Regions from separate parts of the Homo sapiens genome. Here region 1 is linked to region 2. Evidence: chromatin loops called from intact Hi-C (ENCODE). Cell type or tissue: PC-3. All regions are shown on one strand. Each heading gives the region's core, and the rest is flanking DNA. Links, peaks and the distances in the headings are about the cores only.

What was found. Hi-C counts contacts between places; a loop is a spot of excess contacts. Peaks named below come from ENCODE experiments on the same cell type or tissue, not always from the same donor. Only the 100,000 strongest peaks of a DNase experiment are listed, where the experiment ranks them.
Region 1: a loop joins it to region 2, with 10 times the contacts of the local background. A loop is called at or near these places in 1 of 110 quality-filtered maps.

What each region holds. Positions count from the first base shown.
Region 1 is chr2:225,222,258-225,225,185 of GRCh38, forward strand. No RefSeq gene overlaps it. Among named protein-coding and RNA genes, the nearest start is that of NYAP2, 180 kb to the right of the region's middle. In PC-3, for the core only: no CTCF peak of the experiment used is centred there; no DNase peak of the experiment used is centred there; H3K27ac peaks cover 1,856 bases.
Region 2 is chr2:225,121,427-225,124,354 of GRCh38, forward strand. No RefSeq gene overlaps it. Among named protein-coding and RNA genes, the nearest start is that of DOCK10, 80 kb to the left of the region's middle. In PC-3, for the core only: a CTCF peak has its summit at 1,594; no DNase peak of the experiment used is centred there; H3K27ac peaks cover 240 bases.

The DNA.
Region 1 (2,928 bases), core at 181-2,680, 100 kb after region 2:
TAACCATCTTAGATCAATGAATGAGTGTCTGAAATTGAATAAAACCATAAGTAGTAATTTTGTGAAAAATTTAAAACAACTAAAATACCATAATAACACTGCAGTTTCCTGAAGATTTATAGAAATGGAGAAACCAATATGAAATATACCTCTAAAATATTTGACTGCATTTGAATAGCAGGCAATATTCATACTGATGTAAATCACCTCAAACCACCAAGCAATATCAATAAACACACAGGTGTTTTCTAAACAGGATAATTTGGTTTCTCTGTATAAATCTTCTTTATAATTTTAAACCTAGTGATCCAAATAGATCTATAAAGTATGTAGATTAATTTGATCATGGAATGGCAGAGAATGAATCAGATCAATTTCAGACACTATCACAGGCAAATATGAGGGAGTAAGACCCAACGTCACCCAAAGGCCAGAATGAGTCTCGTTACTGTGAATAAGAAGACATTTTCTTGTTGTTATAATATTTATTACATTTCTCTTTAGGAGATTGATGAAATTTACTCTTATTGTGAGAGTGTGATTAGCCTAAATGAAGAGATCATCACATAAGAAAGTTGATATAATAATATCAAAGTCTTGATAAAAATAGCCTATTTAAACCATCTTTGAGATGGAAATATTAAATCCCTTCATCTTTTATAATTGTTCATTTTAAGATGACATTTCTTATAAGACAAAGTTATTTGGACATTTATAATGAAAATATGCCAGAGATATATCTTACCTTTCTGAATAATTTAAAACAAAAAGATAAGCTATTTCAAAGCAAATGTAATGTTTCATTTGGTGAAGCAAGAATAATTAAATTCATTTTATAGTCAAAACACTTTAAAAAATGTTAGTGTACTGTGTACAGATTTTAGTGTAATTGACAATTTCACCTTTTTAATTATAGTGTTAATCATTATTTGCAAAATGTGCTTTTAATCTTTTTCTGAGTTTTGATTAGGCTTTGAAAGTCTTTGCTTAGACTATAGCTTTGAAGTTTTACCTATATTCATCTAATTGAGTCAATGTTTTATGAAATATAAGGAATCCAGAAATGAATCATTTTATCTTGATATTTCATTATACATCTTAGAAAATGGGACACAAGGCAGTTAAGTGGTAAGATTTTCACACAGGAATAATTTTGTTTGTCTTTCTATTAAACATTATTTGTCATTCTTACTTAAGCTTTTATTTGTTCACTCAGTAAATACCTATAAACTATTTTTAGCATAGCAATGTGATAAAGATCACTGAAGGAACACTAAAAAATGAGAAAAGGTGCTTTATGAGAAGGATCTTTGCCTCCTACAAGCAAGGAAAGGAAAATCAGATGTACTGAATACCCACTATATTATAGCTATAATGCCCAGCATCTTACATAGACTATCAATTCTTAGCCCTTATTTCTGTAGAAGAGATCTAAATGGGGATGGAGCTGAGACTCAGATAGATCTAGTTTGTGGAGACACTTACTAAACTCCTGCTTGTGTCTGTTAATTTACATGGATGGATGCGAGACTGAAGGTAAAACAATACAAAATAAAAACTAAAAAACTATGTCCTTAATCTGAGTTGAGGCACCCCAGCTACGTCTGAAAAAGCTTTGTGGTTGTAGTGGTAGATGTGGGAGAGCACACATAGAATCCTGCCATTTTCTGGCTTGAGGCCTTGCTTTAAATTAATAAGGAATTGTTTCATGGCAAGTAGCTTCAGCAATAAGTTCTCATGGCTGTAAGGAATTAGTGGTTGTGGTCATAGGGAAGCCAGTGATATCTCAATTCATCTCATCACCCTATTCATGATGACATGAATATATGTAGGGAAAACCCAGTGGCTCAGCATTGAGACCCTCACAGATCAATGTTCATATAGGGTCAGACATATTCAACTTATTACTTGAATGGCTTAGTCAGAAAACAGCCAAGCTATGACAGCACCATTAGAATCCATTAGAATTAATGTCAAACTCTGGAGTAGCAGAGAACCATGGCAATGGAGAAACACAGAGCTGAAGGGTCTAAATGAACTGTATGGCAGATCTTGGAATCGCAGAGGCCACATTGATCCATGAGTGCAGGTAAGACTGTCTTGAAGAATTCATGGAGCTGTTGGAGACAGCCATGAAATCCTGAGAAATGGAGAATGAGGAGGTGTAAATAGGCCTACACTTCAAGAAATTTGCTTTTAACTCTTCATATTAAATGTTATACCCAGAAGCTTGTGAGGTAGAGGAAAATTCAGGCTACATATGTATGCATGTAGATGTATATTTTAAAATTCTCTATTTTGTTTCAAAATGGTGGAACATTTTGTATCTTTGAAATTACCAATGACAGAGTTGATTATTACCAATGATAGAGTTACAATGATAAATTACCAGTGATAGTTTATTAATATTTTAAGTAATAAAGATAAGGAAAGAGAAAATAAGTTTAGGCAGAAAATAAGATTCAAAAAGATAAAGAACATGACTAAAAAACAAAAGCACAAAATAAAGGCAGAGCTGGGATTTAAATTCATACCTCCCAAAGTCAATGCTATAATATCAATGGAGACTACAGACATAATTTGTTTAAAGTTACTTCTGTATGAGAGATTATGAGGTGGGGTGGAAAAAATGAAGGAGCTTCCGTGTGAATTGCTAAGGTGCACTGATGTAAAAGTGCAAAGGTTTTCTCCCTTTTTTTTCTGAATTTAAAATAATTTTTCCTGAATTTTTGTTCTTTACAAAAATCATGTTCAATTTTATGATTCAATGTTAATTTTATACAAACTGTCTATAAAACAACTTCTGGATTTCATAAGTATCTATGAGTTTTCTTTATGTGATTTAAACATAGTACTTCACAATCGAAATCAACATATTATGTTATTGAAATGCTGGAACATTAGACCATTTTGGTATATGCATCCAAT
Region 2 (2,928 bases), core at 150-2,649:
CCCCACTTGTCATGGAGCCATATTGCACCTAACTTCTAGCTCACAACTCCCTCTTTCATTTATAGGGTTCTTGCATGCTTTACATTTTAAGAGAATAAAAGGGTAATTTTGGAGACTGCTCAAACTATTATGTCAAACATTTTCTTCTAAATTTTTATTCTAAGTGATTTGTTTTCTAAGTTCTGGAAACCAAGACTTAAAATACATGTAGAAATTAAAGCTGAATTGAAAATTAAAGATATCACATGGGCCTTGCAACTCAGAGAATAAACTTAACTCAGTGTTAAACACGTGCTCCCACAGCCCTAGATAGGACTACCTGGAAGCCTTTCTTCTCTAGGAGCCTAACACCTCATCTTTGTGGGGCTCCTTCCAACTGAGATTTGCTTTTCTTCTTCAATGCTTATTTTTATCCTGTTCCAGAAGATCTAAAGTCTCACCCTCCAGCCTACTAGCAAAAACATAAAGTCTCTTAAAAGAATACATATAACACTGTATTATAAAATATTACATAATATAATTTGTATTAGTCTGTCCTGCCACTACTATAAAGAAATGCCTGAGACTGGGTAATTTATAAGAAAAGAGATTTAACTGGCACAATGTTCCACAGGTTGTACAGGAAGCACGGCCGCATCTGCTTCTGGGGAGGCCTCAGGGAGCTTTTACTCATGGTGGAGCAGGTGTCTTACACGGCAGGAAAAGGACCCAGAGAGAGAGAGAGGTGATACACACTTTGAAACAACCAGATCTCGCGAGGACTCACTCACTCTACAGTACCAAGAGAGGATGGTGCTAAATCATTCATGAGAACTCCGCCCTCAGGATCCAGTCACCTCCCACCAGGCCCCGCCTCCAACAGTGGGGATTATGATTTGACCTGAGATTTTGTGGGGACACAGATCCAAACCGTACCAACATTATATATATTTCTCTGAAAGAACCCATTCTCCCTCAATTAAAAAAGCTTTGTGTATTATTAAACATACATTTAACATTCCACGGTTTCTTCACCAATGTCTGGTCAGTGTGTAGGTTCTTGAGTTTTGACTGAAAGGATTCACCAGGGAGAGTTGCCAGAACACAGAAAACTCTGCCCCAGAGCCTCATCCATGCTTCTATGTACAGCTCAACAAAACACATTTTTTAAAAGCATTTTGTCCTTTTTACATTACTTTTAGCTATTTTAAACATATAGGTATAGTCTCAGAGCTTCCAGTCAAATATGGATCGTCAAGCGGAAGCGGAGGACAGCCTTCCCTTAGAGAGCGATTTTCATCTGTGCTCCATCCCCATCGTGGTTTTATCTGTGTGGAAATGCGCTTCTTTGAAGTGCCGTTAACTAAGCGGGGATGGAGGAATTGGCTAGGAGCCAGGTTATAACCTTCTTACTTGGAATATTCGTCTATATCCTACGTAATGAAGTGCATTAACGTTTATACATTTTATTGCAGTTATTTAGTCAATTTTTTTATTGTAAACCAACATGGATGCTTTGTCTCAGGCATATTCTAATTAGATTATTTTAAATAAAATTATAAAGACGGCAGGATTCAGAAACGAAGTATTTATAATAAATTTGTTATTGCCAATACTAAATATTTTCTCATTTGTAGTTCCCCAGTCTGTCAGCAGGTTGCAGCAGAGGGCTGGCTTTAGTTTTAAATTAGCATGTTAAAGAGCATTAAAATATTTCTCCCTCCCTCCCTCCCCTTCCTTCCTCCTTTCCTCCTTTCCTCCCTCCCTCCCTCCCTCCCTCCCTCCCTCCCTCCCTCCCTCCCTCCCTTCCTTCCTTCCTTCCTTCCTTCCTTCCTCTCTCCCTCCCTCCCTCCTGCCCTCCCTCGCTTCTTTCCTTCTTTTTCCTCCCCTTCCATCCTTCTTCTTTCCTTCCTTCTGTCCTTTGTATCTTCCTTCTTTCTTCCTCCTTCTCTTCCTTGTTTCCTTTATTCCTTTATTCTTTCTCTCTCTTTTCTCATCCCTCCCTTCCTCCCATCTTTCCTCCTTTCTCTTTCTTCATTTCCTCCCGTCCTCCCTTTCTTTTCCTTCTTTCTTTTCCTCAGTTTTTTTCCTCTCTCTCTTTCTTGCCTCTATCCTTTCCTTCCTCCCTTCCTTCCTTCCTTCTATTTTCCTTCCTTTCTCGTTACTTTTTCTTACAATATGAACATGATACTCAATTACATTCTGTAAATGGAGGAGCTGACTCAATAGTAAAGTGTTTATGTATGTGTATATTTAAAATGATGTCTACCTTTTAGGATTTTTTTAAAATAGTACTGTAGTTAAAGATGGAGACCTTATATAGAAGAATAGAGTATCAATAACAATAAGAGTAGATAAACTTATAATTTGACTAACAAAGATAACAATAGCAAAGCCCAGATTTGGTGTGATGTATACAAACTCTTAGGATCACACTCCACTCATATAGCATATGCAAATGGCCTTGTTTTTGCAACTGCATTTGGAAATGTGGAAGAGGGAAAAAGGCATTTCAATCATAGCTCTCATTAGTTATTCACTGTATCCAGGCCGCTCAATTGTGCTTCTGTCTTTAATGTAATAGTAAGCAATAATCTCACAGCTGTGCTTTGTAGAGTGAACTATATAAGCATCTATATTGAGATTTCATACACACATAACATAAAAGCAAGAGAAAAGCATCAAGAATACCGCTTGGCCCATTGCAAAACCATACAAAAGAAATAATAACTCTCCCTCAGAACGGTTTTGTAGAGTGACCAGCTGTAAGATAGACTTGTATTCTATAATGAAATCACCATTCAAAAAGTGATTACTTCAAGGTATGACACTACTTTCCCTTTGAAACATTGATATCTTTAATTATACAACATCAGTATCAGCCACTGGGATGAGATAAAACAGATTCCTAAGCCAAAATTTGTCTCCCTTTCAATGTTCTCATTCACT